Regions from separate parts of the Homo sapiens genome. Here region 2 is linked to region 1. A link is a contact called in ENCODE Hi-C or POLR2A ChIA-PET data. All regions are on one chromosome and are shown on one strand. Each heading gives the region's core, a stretch centred on a gene start or an enhancer-like site at or near the end of the contact. The rest is flanking DNA. Distances are from core to core; before and after follow the strand shown.

Evidence for each region. Hi-C counts contacts between places; a loop is a spot of excess contacts on that map. ChIA-PET counts read pairs that join two places held with the same protein, here RNA polymerase II (POLR2A). Pooled maps may share reads with other maps.
Region 2: POLR2A ChIA-PET joins it to region 1 with 10 read pairs in HepG2. The contact joins two enhancer-like sites. A Hi-C loop is called at or near these places in 1 of 50 pooled maps. POLR2A ChIA-PET finds 5 or more read pairs at or near these places in 3 of 52 experiments (HepG2, activated T-cell and activated naive CD4-positive, alpha-beta T cell).

What each region holds. Positions count from the first base shown.
Region 1 is chr7:102,021,063-102,028,701 of GRCh38, forward strand. CUX1 (cut like homeobox 1) reads left to right here. Exons shown (of 24, transcript NM_181552.4): 3 at 7,036-7,083. Among named protein-coding and RNA genes, the nearest start is that of CUX1, 210 kb to the left of the region's middle. Within about 2 kb of position 3,814, at least 3 of the 41 ENCODE cell types and tissues checked have a DNase peak (open chromatin) inside an H3K27ac peak, as active enhancers do.
Region 2 is chr7:102,149,950-102,157,588 of GRCh38, forward strand. All of the region lies in intron 8 of CUX1 (cut like homeobox 1), which reads left to right. Among named protein-coding and RNA genes, the nearest start is that of SH2B2, 130 kb to the right of the region's middle. RefSeq lists a silencer at 235-376 and an enhancer at 2,880-3,585. Within about 2 kb of position 3,407, at least 8 of the 41 ENCODE cell types and tissues checked have a DNase peak (open chromatin) inside an H3K27ac peak, as active enhancers do.

The DNA.
Region 1 (7,639 bases), core at 2,564-5,063:
CAGAATCAAGTCTTTCAGAAGTGACCCAGTTCAGCCCCTCACTACCCCCACCCTGCCCTAGTGCTCTTGGAAAGACTACATTGTCTCCGAAGGAGAAAGGGTCCCACCCCTGAACTGTCACTGTACAGGATGGGGTACCACCAAGAGATGTTGTACCTCTTAAATGCAGTCAGGGTTATTTCCCAGAAAAGTATCCAAGTTACTGTAGGATGAAAAAGACATCCAGAAAAACCTGGATTATCAGATTTTTTTTTCCCCCATTTGGAGACAGGGTCTTGCTCTGTCACCCAGGCTGGATTACAGTGGCACAGTCATAGCTCACTGCCATCCCAAACTCCTAGGCTCAAGCCATCCTCCACCTCAGCCTCCAAAATAGATAGGACTACAAGCCTGCACCACCATACTCACTAATTTTTGTATTTTTTTCTAGAGACGGGATTTCACCACGTTGCCCAAGCTGGTCCCGAATGCCTGGGCTCAAGCAATCCTCCTGCCTTGGCCTCCCAAAGTGCTGGGATTACAGTTGTGAGCTACCAGATACTTTTTTTTCTCTTTTTTTTTTTTTTTTTTTTTTGGATGGAGTTTCCTGGGTTGAAGCGATTCTCCTGCCTCAGCCTTCTGAGTAGCTGGGATTATAGGCATGCACCACCATGCCCACCTAATTTCGTATTTTTTGTTAGTAGAGATGGGGTTTCTCCATGTTGGTCAGACTGGTCTCCAACTCCTGACCTCAGGTGATCTGCCCGCTTCAGCCTCTCGAAGTGCTGGGAATACAGGTGTGAGCCACCACACCCGGCCCAGATATTTTAAAAACAGAAATGACTTGATGACTTTGGAGATGTGTTTGTAATTCACAGCCTCCTTCTATGTGTGCATTGTGTTTGTGCTGATTCCAGTGAGCCTCTCGCTCCTGCAGACAGAGGTGAACCTCCATGCAGCAGCTCAGCGTGTCACCAGCTCTGGGTCCCTGGCACGCGACTCTGGGATATGGGGAGTGGAAGAGAGCTCATGGGAATTGGGAGCACGAGGCCCTAAGATGGAGCAGAGCCTTCCAGAGAGGGCTCGGGAGTGTGTGTGTTACGACTCCCGCTCGTACGTTACAGGTGCAATTGAACACTGCATGACGATTTTGTCTCTATTTTGCTTTTACATCAGAATGGTTTCCTCCAGCAATTGGCATTACCTAGAAAATTCCTTAATAGCATTTTGCTGTTCAGTTCTCTGACCTAAAAACTGAGTTGTGAATCAGCAGTTTCGAGAATAATGGAAATACGGCCAGACACAGTAGCACACGCCTGTAATCCCAGCACTCTGGGAGGCTGATGTGGGTGGATCACTTGAGCCTAGGAGTTTGAAATCAGCCTGGGCAACATGGCGAAACCCCGTCTCTACAAAAAATGCAAAAATTTGCCGGACATGGTGGCGCATGCCTCTAGTTCCAGCTGCTCGGGGTGCTGAGATGGGAGGATTGCTCGTGCCCGGGAGGTCACGACTGCAGTGAGCTATGATTGAGCCACTGCACTCCAGCCTGGAAGAGCGAGACACTGTCTCAAAAAAAAAAAAAAAGAAAAGAAAAAGAAAAGAATGGAAATCCTTCCACATAGAAACCTCTCTGTGTAAACATCATTTATTTGCTGTGTACTCAAAGGAGAGGAGGTTGACATGAGCTATTTTGGCTTTTGCCAAAAGGCATATGATTGGAATTATCTCAAGAACATCACTTTCTGTGCATTAAGATGTTTGTTGCTTTTTGCCCAATAGATGGGATGGGATGGAAACAAGGTGAAAACATCACTGACAAACCTGAATTAAGTATATAACTGAATTAAGTGTGTAACGTGTAACTTGAAGTAATTAAGTTTTAAAACATGGCCGGGTGCAGTGGCTCAAGCCTGTAATCCCAGCACTTTGGGAGGCCGAGGTGGGCAGATTACTTGAGGTCAGGAGTTCGAGACCAGCCTGGCCAACATGGTGAAAACTTGTCTCTACTAAAAGTACAAAAATTAGCAGGGCGGGGTGGCTCGCACCTATAGTCTCAGCTACTTGGGAGGCTGAAGCAGGAGAATCGCTTGAACCTGGGGGGTGGAGGTTGCAGTGAGCCGAGGTCACGTCACTGCACTCCAGCCTGGGTGACAGAGCGAGACTCCATCCCCCTCCCCGCAAAAAAGTTTTTAAACGTGTTCACTGCCTCCTTATCATTTGTTCCACTGTGGTTTTGGCCAGCCTGAACCCCACTTTTTCCAGTTTATGACCACAAAGAAGGATTGTGCGGGTGTGCATGAGGACCAGTAAGTGGCAGAGTCTGCATTTTCTGGTGCTGTCCAGACAGCAAAGAGTGCTGTGTTCTAGAAAGACAGTAAATCGTATCATGTCCTTGCTAACCGACGATGGAGAATTCTGTGGGTCAGAATTGAGCATCTTTTTTGAGACAGAGTCTCTCTCTGTTACCCAGGCTGGAGTGTAATGGCATGATCTTGGCTCACTTGCAGCCTCAACCACCCGGGTTGAGGTGGGGAGCCTCCCAATGTGCTGGGACTATAGGCGTGAGCCGCCGTGCCTGGCCAGAATTGAACATCTTTGTATCTTTCTTCTTAGTTTAGTACAAAACTGAATAATATTTGCAGGCAGCAGAATTGGATCGGGAATTTCTCAAACTGCCAAAGATGAAATTAGAATGAGTGATTTTTGGCTGGCAGCTTGAAGTACATATATATCAGTTTGTGTATGATACGTGTGAGTATGTAGTGGTTTTTCCCTCTTCAACTGTCTTTAAATATGTGTGCGTGCGTGAGTGTGTGTACAAACACACGTAGCTTTAATATCAAAAAGGTTATTTTTGTAGGTCTGTTAGGAGACATGAATATGCTCAAAAGGGAAAAAAATACATGGATAGGGTGAGAGGAGTTTGCTTTATTTAAGGACATGATAAAAGGCATAGCCCTTCTGCCTTTCTGGAATGCTGTAACAGAATATAGAAATAATTGTATCATCTCCTGTACTTCTCAGAGCTGGTGTTTGCGTGAGGCTGGCCCTGTGCCAGGTTGGCAGGGTTGGGGGTAACCCAGGAGCATGCCTGCTAAGGCACACTGCCATTCAGGGCCTGGCCTTGCCCCTGCGCCCCAGCCCCCTGCTCTCCTCCATCCAGCTCTGCCCTCTTCCATTTCTCTGCTACAGTCTGAAATCTCTCAGCCACACCAGCTTTCTCATTCCATGACCTCATCTGACTTGTCTCCTTCCCCTCTGAATCTGAGCCCTTGTTAAGCCTTTTTTTGTTTTTTCTTTGAGACAGAGTCTCACTCTGTCACCCAGGCTAGAGGGCATTGGTGCAGTCTCAGCTCACTGCAGCCTCTGCCTCCGCGGTTTAAGCGATCCTCCCACCTCAGCCTCCTGAGTAACCTGGACTACAGGCATGCACCACCACGCCCAGCTTATTTTTATATTTTGAGTAGAGATGGGGTTTCGTCATGCTGGCCAGGCTGGTCTCAAACTCCTGACCTCAGGTGATCCACTTGCCTCAGCCTCCCAAAGTGCTGGGATTACAGGTGTGAGCCAGCGTGCCCAGCCATAGCTATTCTTCCATTCATTCCCTCATGCACCCTTTCCATGTCTTTTGAGTCCCCACTGTGTGCCAGGCCCCATGGTCGTTTTCCCTGGACCCTGCTGGGATCATAGTAATCTTCCCCCATCATTCTTTACGCCTTCCACACTCTTTTCCCTTGTTACCCTTTGTGTTATATGTTGTCCTCTACCTTTCTGAAAAGCACAGTGGGTGAAATGCGGTGATGTGTTAGCTTCCTGTTGCTGCTGTCGCAACCTGCCATGCGCCGAGTGGCTTAAAACAACAGAAATTTATCATGTGACAGTGCTCGAGTTCAGGAGTCCAAAGTGGGATGGATTCCCCAGGCTGGAATCAAGGTGTCAGCCAGAGTTGTGTTCCTATTAGAAGCTCTGGGGGAGAATCAGTTTCCTGGCAGTTTCCAGCCTCTCGCGCTGCCGGCATTCCTATAGCATTCCGACCTCTGCGTCGGTCCTCAGATCTCCTCTGACTCTGAGCCTCCTGCCTGTCTCTTACTAGGAGCACTGGGATTACACTGGGCCCACCTGGATAATCCAGGGTCATCTCCTGACTCATGATCCCTGACATAATCCCATCTGCAAAAGCCCCTTTTACCATTGCAATCTAACACATTCACAGGCGCCAGCTATGAGGACGTGGTTATCTCTGGCGGACTATTATTGGTGCTGACCACAGATAGCCTTATTTATATAAAAAGAGATTGGTGGCCAGGCATGGTGGCTCACGCCTGTAATCCACAGCACTTCAGGAGACCAAGGCAGGCATATCGCTTGAACCTGGGAGTTCAAGACCAGCCTGGGCAACATAGTGAAATCCTGTCTCTACGAAAAATACAAAAACTAGCCGGGTGTGGTGGCGCATGCCTGTGGTCCCAGCTACATGGGAAGTTGAGGTGAGAGGATCCCTTGAACCCGGGAGGTGGAGGTTACAGTGAGCCGAGATCATGCCACTGTACTCCAGCCTGGGTGACAGAGCCAGACCCCGTCTTAGGTGGGAAAAAAAAAAGATTGGTAAAGAATCTGATTATTTTTTGTCCTGGAGCCTGGTGTAAAAAAATAGAAAATCATCTAGTTGAGGAAGTAACAGGATTGACTTCTCCAAGGAAATAATGGTATCACGTTTAGAAATGCATCCTTTGGAACAGTATATAGTTAAAAGGGAAATTATAATGCTTCTTGACCAAATGTTTCTACAGGATCACAATACAAAATAACGTGGGCTGTGATGATATTTGTCAAAAAACTTGTGGTACAGTGGCCAGGTGCAGTGGTTCACACCTGTAATCCTAGCACTGTGGGAGATCAAGACAGGCAGATCGCTTGAGTCCAGGAATTCAAGACCAGCCTGGGCAACATAGCAAGACCCTTATCTCTACAAAAAAATAAGAAAATTAGCAAGGCATGATGGTGTGCGCCTGTAGTCCCAGCTACTTGGGAGGCTGAGGTGGGAGGATCGCTTGAACCCAGGAAGTTGAGGCTGCAGTGAGCTATGATCACACCACTACACTCTAACCTGGATGACAGAGCAAGACCCTGTCTCAAAAAAACAAAAGCTTGCTGTACAGGCCTGTCCTGTAGGTCCCTCTGCAATGATGGAAAAATTCTGTGTCTGCATTGTTGGAAGCAGTAGCCACCAGCAACGGGTGGCTACCGAATCCTTGAACTGTGGCTAGGGTAACTAAGAAACTGAATTTTCCAAATTTATTTAACTTTAAGTTATATTTAAATATAAATAAGCACATATGGCTGTATGTGTTGAATAAGAAGACTTTTTCATCTGGGATCTTGATAGGTCTTACTTAGGAAGCCTCTGATAAAATAATTTGCAGAGTTTTATTTCTAATGGCAAGGTCAGTAGCTTTCCTCAGATTCTCAGAAGGCTTCATCAACTAAAATGTAGGCCTAGCCCGGTGGCTCATGCCTGTAATCCCAGCACTTTGGGAGGCTGAGGTGGGCGGATCACCTACGGTCAGGAGTTTGAGAACAGCCTAGCCAACATGGTGAAACCCCGTCTCTACTAAAAATACAAAAATTAGCCAGGCATGGTGGTGGGCACCTGTAGTCCCAGCTACTCAGGAGGTTGAGGCAGGAGAATCACTTGAACCTGGGAGGTGTAGGTTGCAGTAAGCCGAGATCTCGCCACTGCACTCCAGCCTAGGCAACAGTGAGACTCCGTCTTTAAAAAAAAAAAAAAAAAAAAAAAAAACATAGTTTCAATGCCTAAACTTTCAGTAAATAAGATATTATCTTAGTCGAGTCTTTTCAAAGTTTTTGAAGCACTTTCTCAGTTACTTCATTTTAAATAAAATGCTCTGAACAAGATCATAAGCATGCACCTATGGGATGTCCTGGTGTTTCGAAATGGGCACTGGTGGCATGGGATAAAATTTATTGTGACTCTGTCAGATGTGGATTCAAAACAGGCTGTATCTCCGACTTAACAGTGCATTAAAATGGCAGCTAGGGCCGGCCATGGTGGCTCATGCCTGTAATCCCAGCACTTTGGGAGATGAAGGTGGGCGGATCACCTGAGATTAGGAGTTCCAGACCACCTTGGCCAACATGGCAAAAACCCATCTCTACTACAAATACAAACATTAGCCGGGCGCCTGTAGTCCCACTTACTCGGGAGGCTGAGGTGAGAGAATCACTCAAACCCAGAAGGCAGAGGTTGCAGTGAGCTGAGATCTTGCCACTGCACTCCAGATTAGGCGACAGAGCGAGACTCCATCTCAAAAAAAAAGAAGAGGCAGCTAAAATACAGTGCAGTGGCCCAGGTCCATTTCAGATAGAAACAGCCAGGCAAACCCCCCATTCTAGTCTATTTTATTCTAAGCAGATTATCTCACTTAGACTGACATCAGCAAAAGCTTTAGTCTGTAGCACATTCAAAATGAGGTATATGTGACCAGGAGTTAGTAGAAATAAAACATCGTTGTAGGCCAGGTGCGGTGGCTCACACCTGTAATCCCAGCACTTTGGGATGCTAGGGTGGGCACATCTCTTAAGCCCAGGAGTTTGACCCTCGCCTGGACGACATGATGAAACCCTGTCTCTACAAAAAAATACAAAAATTAACCAGGCATGGTGGCGTACGCCTGTAGTCTCAGCTACTTGGTAGGCTGAGGTGGGAGGATGACTCTAGCCCAGGAGGCAGAGGTTGCAGTGAGCCAGGGTTGTGCCACTGTGCTCCAGCCTGGTCAACAGAATGAGACTCTGTCTTCAACAACAAGAACAACAAAGAACCACCTCGTTGTATTCTTAAATAAGTTTAAATCCTGAAGCGCCAGTTGGCGTTATTGATGTTTTAGGAGTGCAGGAATGGGTGAGGTCCCAGGCTTGCTTTAGATAGTGATAATTAGCACTGACTGCCACGCTGTTTTTAGGAGGCCTTAACCAATGTTTCCCTTCTTTCTCCTTCTCAAATGGCTGCTTCCTGACCTCCGCCTCCTGCTCCAGGATTTGCGCAAGCAGGTAGCGCCGCTGCTGAAGAGTTTCCAAGGAGAGGTAAGCTTTTCTATTCATTTTCTATCCTGAGCCACCCTTCGTGGCTAATTGGTCTTTTTATTCACATTAAAGAAATGCTCCGGGCAAAAGGTGCTGCCCAGATGGTGCCTTCCCGGCTGCTCCGACCCAGCGTCATGCAGATTTTGCGCTCTGTGATGTGATTTTCCATTGGGTCCTTGGTGAAAGCCCTCCTGGAAAAGGAAGCTATGCTCAGAATACACAGAGCTGTGGTGGATTGCCAGCAGAAGTGCCCCGTGTGTGGTTGCAACAGGCAGGTTGTTGGCGCTACGGCCTTCAGGAGCCCATGCATCCCCTCTAGGAAGTCGCCTTGTCCCCCTGAGCTGGTCTGGGGCTGCCACTGCCATGAGTGTGTGCCATAAGTGTGGTGCTTTGCTGAGAGGCTGGCGGGGGCACAGGGAGGCCACTTGATCACAGGCTTGAAACACAGAGCATCTAGCAGAAGCCACGAGGAGCAAGCCTAGGCTCAGTAGAAGGAAGTGGTTTCTAACGGATCCTTCCAGAGAAGGACGGAGCCATCTGGCAGACGGCACGTGGG
Region 2 (7,639 bases), core at 2,157-4,656, 130 kb after region 1:
GGTGAAAAATGTCCCCCCTTAAGGACAGAGCAGGTCATCACGTGCAGCCCTGGGGTAGAAGGGGAGAGTTCGCTTGATCAAACCTAACTGGAGCTTTTCTTTTAAAGCAGGAAGAATTAATCTGTAGATATTTCTCCTTTCAATGCCAAAGAACTTTATGATCTGGTATTGAGACTATTGGTGGGTTTTTTTTGTTTTCTTTGTTTTTTTGTTTTGTTTTGTTTGAGACAGGGTCTCGCTCTGGTACCCAGGCTGGAGTGCAGTGGCACGATCTCAGCTCACTTCAACCTCTGTGACCGGGGTTCAAGCGATTCTTCCGCCTCAGCCTCCCGAGTAGCTGGGATTACAGGCGCTCGCCACCATGCCCGGCTAATACTTGTATTTTTAGTAGAGGCAGGGTTTCATCATGTTAGCCAGGCTGGTTTCAAACTCCTGGTCTCAAGTGATCCACCTACCTCGGCCTCCCAAAGTGCTAGGATTACAGGCGTGAGCCACTGGGCCCGGCCGAGACTATTGGCTTATGAATCAAGTCTAAGAAGATACACTAGTCTTTGAAGGCCGCTCTGTATGTTTTTCCAACTGCCTTGTAGATATACTTTGTTTTAACAGCTCGTTTTAACAGCTCCTGATGCCAGCGTGCTTATTTGGGTATTGAAATATGCGCCAACACCGTGCCCCGATGCCACGCGTTAGCCCCCAGGAGGCTTGCGTGAAAGTAAATACTAGAATTTCCAGCGTGGATATAATTTCCCTTCCATCGACCTTGACCATGTCCTTTTCAGTTCCTCATAAAAACTGTGTGTTAGCCCAGAGAATACCCTGAAATGATCTGTGGTGAACTGATTGAACGAACTACATATTCTAGGCCAAACTGAAATTATTCGCTATTTGAAGTCAGAGCTGAGCATAATACCGGGCAGGTTAATAGATCAGTGGAAGCTGTTTCGTCAGCTCATAAAAACGTGAGAGATCTAAATTTTTATAATAAATCATTTTGCTGAGCAAACAATATGTGCGGTTATTACAGACTTTGGAAAATAAATGATTTTAGACCAATGTCAGGCTGCAGATACTGATGTGGTTAGTTGAGCCTTCAGCATGAAGAGAATGAAAAATCTTTGGAATACTGTTGACACTCACACCATGAAACCACATGCCATTTAATTCATTACTGCGCTTCCAAGATTACATTTACAGTTGTGGTATTAACCCCTGGGCATTTTTGTATTACTTATTGCAGACAGTTTGTCAGGCAGGATTAATTCAGTGGGGGGAGGAGGCAGCAGTTTGGAGAGAAAGTGGATGATTAAGACTGGGGTGGGGCTGGGCGCGTCGGTTCACGCCTGTCATCCCAGCACTTTGGGAGGCCGAGGCGGGTGGATCACCTGAGGTCAGGAGTTCGAGACCAGCCTGGCCAACACGATAAAACCCCGTCTCTACTAAAACTACAAAAATTAGCCGGGTGTGGTGGCGCATACCTGTAATCCCAGCTACTCGGAAGGCTGAGGCAGGGAGAATCGCTTGAACCCAGGAGATGGAGGTTGCAGTGAGCTGAGATCATGCCATTACACTCCAGCCTGGGCAACAAGAGCGAAACTCCATCTCAGAAAATAAAAATAAAAATACAAAAATTAGCTGTGATTGGGTGTGCCTGTAATTCCAGCTACTTGGGAGAGGCTAAGGCAGGAGAGTCACTTGAACTGGGAAGGCAGAGGCTACAGTGAGTTGAGATTGTGCTACTGCACTCCAGCCTGGGCGACAGAGTGAGACTCTGTCTCAAAAAAAAAAAAAAAAAAAAAAAAAAAAAAACCTGGTTGGGAGGTGCCCCAAAGCAAGACCCGCCTCCTTGGTCCTGGTCTGCAAACACTGATGGCCACACTCACATCTTCCAAAGCCCCCGATCGCACTTACTCAGCTAGTTGTATTTTTCTTTCGGCTTTTAAAAAAGAATACCTCCTTAGAAAAATTAATAATGGGCCAGGCACAGTGGCTCAGGCCTGTAATCTCAGCATTCTGGGAAACTAAGGCAGGAGGATCGCTTCAGGCCATGAGTTCAAGACCAGCCTCGGCAACATAGCAAGATCAACTTTGTCTCTACAAAAAAGAAAAAACTAGCTAGGTGTGGCAGTGCATACCTGTAGTCCCAGCTACTCGGGAGGCCAAGGCAGGATTGTTTGAGTTCAGGAGTTTAAGACCAGCTTGGGAAGCATTGTAAGACCCCTGTCTCTAAAAAACAAATTTTTCTTTTAAATTAGCTGGGCTTGCTAGTGCACACCTATAAGTCCCAGCTACTCAAGAGACTGGGGCAGGAGGATCACTTGAGCTCAGGACAAGAGTTGGAGGCTGCAGTGAGCTATGATCGCACCACTGCACTCCATCCTGGGCAACAGAACCAGACCCTGTATCAAAAATAAAAAAGAATTCTCAGAAAAATGAGTAACAAACATACAGATTTTTGTTTGTTTGTTTTTGTTTGTTTGTTTTTTTGAGACAGGGTCTCACTTTGTCACCTAGGCTGGAGTGTAGTAGCACCATCTTGGCTCATGCTCCTCCTGCCTCAGCCCCTCAAGTAGCTGGGACTACAGGCATGCACCACCACACCCGGCTAATTTTTGTACTTTTAGTAGAAACGGGGTTTCACCATGTTGGCCAAGCTAGTCTCGAACTCGCGACCTCAGGTGATCCACCTGCCTTGCCCTCCCCAAGTGCTGGGATTACAGGCATGAGCCACTGCATCTGGCCGACTTTTAAAATAATAATCAGAGCGTTTCCTCGCCAACTGCATCCCTGGTTCCTCCCATTGTCTCCTCCTGTGGTTTCTGGTCCCTTCTGTGAATGGAGACAGCAGCCCCTCCGAGCCTGGCTGTCACCACAATCCCTGGTATGGAATAGGCCTGCCCTGCAACTGCAGAGTGTGGTGTCGTCATTGTCATTCGAAAGCCTGGGGAAAGAGAGTTGCTTTTGTCATGAAAGGTAAGTGCAGTCCTTGTTATCACATTCAGTATTTTGGTCCGTTTAGCAGTTGCTTAGTAACCAAAGCACAACTGACCAGGAGATGGAAAACTTGAAATTCACTTCCAGGATTGCCTCACACTGCCAAGTCTGCACCTTCCCGCGTCAGTGGGACTGATTTTTTTATAAATGATGTGAAATCTTCTGGAGATGAGGCGTGGTTTTCCGGATATTCGGTGTCCTGATGAAAATCCAAAGCCATGTGCTATCTGAGAAGAAATCCAGAGAGTGTGCACTTTCCAGGAGGTGCCCAAGCCCCACCCAGGCCCCATAAACCTGGCAGGAACTGGACTCGACCCACATGGACCCCAGCCCTGCCAAGCCGGCCTCTGTGTAAAGCTGGGCCCCTGGAACTTTGCTCTTCTCTATGCCTGGGCCTTTGGCCACTGGCAACACCAGGTCGCAAGTGAGGAGTGGATGAAAGCAGCCAGGGGCGGGCCAGCACCCCCAGGCAGCCACGCCTCCAGCTTTTCAGCTCCGCACTCCCAAGATCAGGGAGCTGCACCCAGGGAGACGGTGTCCTCCTGTTGCTGCTGCTCCCGGAAGAGTCAAGGCTAAGTAAGCTACCTGGCCAGAGGGTTTTCCTGGTTGCCAAGCAGCAGGGAGGAGTCATCGGCAAGGCATCTCAGAGATGGGGGCCATCCCCTTCCCTTCCTTCCTATGTTCGGCAGAAAGGCATTGAATGCCTACCGTGTGTTTTTCTCCTTCAATTCGCTTGAGAGACACGCAGCAGGGCTGGCTTCTCTGTCCTCCCACCGTGTACATTGCCAGAAAGAGCGGCTGGTATCCCTGGAGGACCCAAACACACAAGCAAAAACAGCTGGGCCCCAGAGGAGGGCAGTGCTTCTGAAAGACACACCCAGACCCCAACAGTGGGTGTGATATGAGGCAGGACAGCTGGGCCACAAAGACAAAGCACCACAAAGGCACTCAGGGAAACAGAGGAAGATATTGGCAGTGTGAAGCGAAACCAACAGGTAATTTTCAAATGGACCAAGTGGAAGTAACAGCGTAAAAAAATTGAATAACTTAGGAGCAAAGAAGAAAGGATACATTGCCAGCTGGGTCTGATGGCTCATGCCTGGAATCTCAGCACTTTGGGAGGCCAAGGCCAGAGGGTTGCTTGAGCTCAGGAGTTCGAGACCAGCCTGGCAACATAGCAAGACCCCATCTCTATAAACAAAATGTTTTTAAGTAAATAAATAAAAGAATCAACACAAGCCTGGAAAATAAAGATGAAGATATTTCCCAGAAAGTAACTAAAAAGATATAGATGTAGATGTTAGAAAGAAAAGAAAATTAGAGATCAATTCAGGAGCTCCAACATCCACCTAATAGGAATTCCAGAAAGAGGAAGTAGAAAATAGTTCAGGTGCAGTGGTTCACACCTATAATCCCAGCACTTTGGGAGGCTGAGGTGGGAGGATCGCTTGAGCCCAGGAGTTCAAGACCAGCCCGGATAACATGGCAAACCCCCATCTGTACCAAAAAAAAAAAACAAATAGAAAAATTAGCTAGGCATGGTGACATGCGCCTGTAGTCCTAGCTGTTAGGGAGGCTGAAGTGGGAGGATCGCTTGAGCCCAGGAGACTGAGGCTGCCTTGAGTCGTGATCACACCACTGTACTCCAGCTTGTCTCCAAATAAATAAATAAATAAATAAATAAATAAATAGCTAAAGACCAGTTAGATCAAGTTAACCTTGATCCAGAAGGCAGCAAGAAAAGGATAAAGAAATAGCAAAATATAAAAGAAAAGTTAAATGACATGGAAGACAGAAGTAGCTATGCCAACAATATCCAAATAACAGTAGTCTCAAACAGAATAGAAGTATTCAAATGAAAATAGCCAGAATTAAAGAAAGAGAGGGCTTATATAGGGGCACACTGGAGCCATTAGGAAAAGTGCTCACCTAGACCCACATTCAGTGTCTCTTCACTCACCAGCCGGACCAGTCCCCATCCACCTCCCAAGTTCTGCAGCCAGCTCTGCTGATGCATTCAGAGGAGGATTTAGGCAATTGTCAACCTCTGCACATCTTGTTGTGGGTACGCAGCAGCTATGTATTTTCATTGTCATCTTTTAAATCTATGACATAGATGAGATACGCAGGACCTAAGCCTGCATCTCTATGTGCCCATTCCAGCACCAGGAAACTTTTAGGGGTCTGAAACACTAGTGGAGCTAGTGAATGAGTGAATGACGGTAGCCAGGGCAGTTTTGACCTGTGTATGTGGACATTGGAAATACACGATAGGTAACTAACTGAAGTACAAAATTGTGTTTAAAACTTGTGATTTGGGACAGGCGCAGTGGCTCATGTCTATAGTCGCAGCACTTTGGGAGGCCAAAGCGGGTGGATGGCTTGAGCCCAGGAGTTTAAGACCAGCCTGGGCAACATGGTGAAACCTTGTCTCTACCAAAAAAAAAAAAAAAAAAATTAGGTATGCTGGCGTACACCACTAGTCCCAGCTACTCTGGAGGCTGAAGCGGGAGGACTGCTTGAGCCCAAGAGGCAGAGGTTGCAGTGAGCCAAGATCACACCACTGCACTCTAGCCTGGGTGAGAGTGAGACCCTGTCTCAAAAAGAAAAAAAAAAACAACACAAAAAATCCTTGCAATTTGCCTTAAGTAAAGTTTGCAAGCTTTTATTTTGTGTCTGAAGGAGTTTACGCTCTGAATTCTTCAACAGGGCGTCAAGGTAGCAGCTTTCTGCATTGACTGGTGATTATCCTTTTCTGATATGTTTTAAGACCCTTAACACTTTTAATTTTTTTAATTACCATTTGTAGTATTAGACTATCTTTGCACAGCAATTTTTCTGTCAGATCTTGGAGGTTTCACTTTGAGATGATACAGAAGGATGTTTCATCATTTAAGAAGCCCTGACCCTTCCCCACTCCCTGCACCCAGCACTGTATTGCAGAGGCCCAGTTTGGGTATTTATCTTACAGAGACGCTGCCTTCTTCATGAAATCGTCCTAAAAATAGCTTCATTTAACTAGGCCATTTGACAGGCTTTTTCAGACTTTTTCTCAGACCAGTCTGAAAGCCGGATATTATTTCAAACAGATACAATGAACATTGAACCCGATCACAAGGCATCTGTTACCCTATTCAGGCTGCTGGGAGTTGATAAGACTACCTCAAATCGCTGTGTGTAGTTAAAGGCTGCAAAAGCCTCAGGCCACAAAAATTCCCCAGCCCAGGGGCCCGGAGACAGTTTTTCCAACTCTCAGCGTCCAGGGTGTACCTTAGCCTGTTTTCTGTTGCTGCAACAGAACACCTGAGGCCAGGGTGATTTATAAAGAAGATAGGTTTATTTGGCTCACAGATCTGCAGGCTGGGAAGTTCAAGGACATGGCCCTGGCTCCTGGCGAGGGCTTCCATGCTGCATCATAACAGTACGGATAGGGTCAAAGGGGAGGTGGATGCGTGCCAAGAGGGACAACCCAGGGAGGTTCCTGGCATTATGATAACCCAGTCTCAAGGGAACTCATCCAGTCCCTAAAGTCTGGTCAGAGCAAGAACTCATTCACTGCCAGGAGAATGGCACCAAGCCATTCATGAGGGCATCCACTGCCATGACCCAAACACCTCCCTCTAGACCCCACCTCCCAATGCCCCCACACTGGGGATCAAATTTCAGTAGCAGTTTTGGTGGAGACAAACCATAGCAGGGTGGGTGGGTACTCTCACTTGGACGTGCCTCCTTGGGACCATGGAGCAGGTTTCGGAAGGATAGAACTCTCATTGTCAGGCCTGTCCAGCACCCTGGGCTGTCCCCAGGAGTAGACTTGCCCGTCACAGACAGGATGGGCCACATCCAGGACTCTGGCATCCAACGTGACGTGCAGCCCTGTGAATACAGGACAAATTCTAGGGATATAGGGCAAAAGGGACCTATGGCCCAGCATTCAGAGAGAGCTCACAGCGTGGGCACCCAGTGAAAACTCAAACCTGGAAACTAGGACTAGGGACAGTGCCACTTCCTGAGACAGAGCTGCTGAGAGGGTCTGGGAAGGGTGGATGGGGTGGAAGTAGGAGATGAGGTTCCCTGGGACGAGAAGGCATTCAGGCAGGCGGCGCAGGTGGAGGCCTAGTGCCGAGGAAGGCCTGGCTCTTTGGGGTCCCGCACGAGATGGGAGTTGTTAGAGCACAGGGTCCTGAGAAAGAGTGGCGGGTAAGGCCAAGAGGAGGAAGGAGCCTTGGCATGGAAGGGCCTTGCGTGTGGCTGAGGGAGGGATTGCATCCTGAAGGCAGCAGAGTGCAGGTGCATGTGGACTCAGAGCCACAGCATGAGAGCCCTCAACCCCAACCAGGTCCCTGTGGCTGTAACATTGGCTCCATGGCCCTTGGGTATGCTAAAAAAAAAAACCTTCCTTGGGTCACAGACAGTTCCAGCCTGTGGCCTTCTAACAGAGACCATCCTCAGGACCTGCTTGCAGACATTGGGGTGGTGGTCTGCCCGGGTGTGCTGCTCTAACCTCCCATAGGCTTTTGGAGTTGGCCGTGCCCTTCTCAAAAGGACTCTCCAGGCCGGGCGCGGTGGCTTATGCCTGTAATTCCAGCACTTTGGGAGGCCAAGGTGGGTGGATTACCTGAGGTCAGGAGTTTGAGACCAGCCT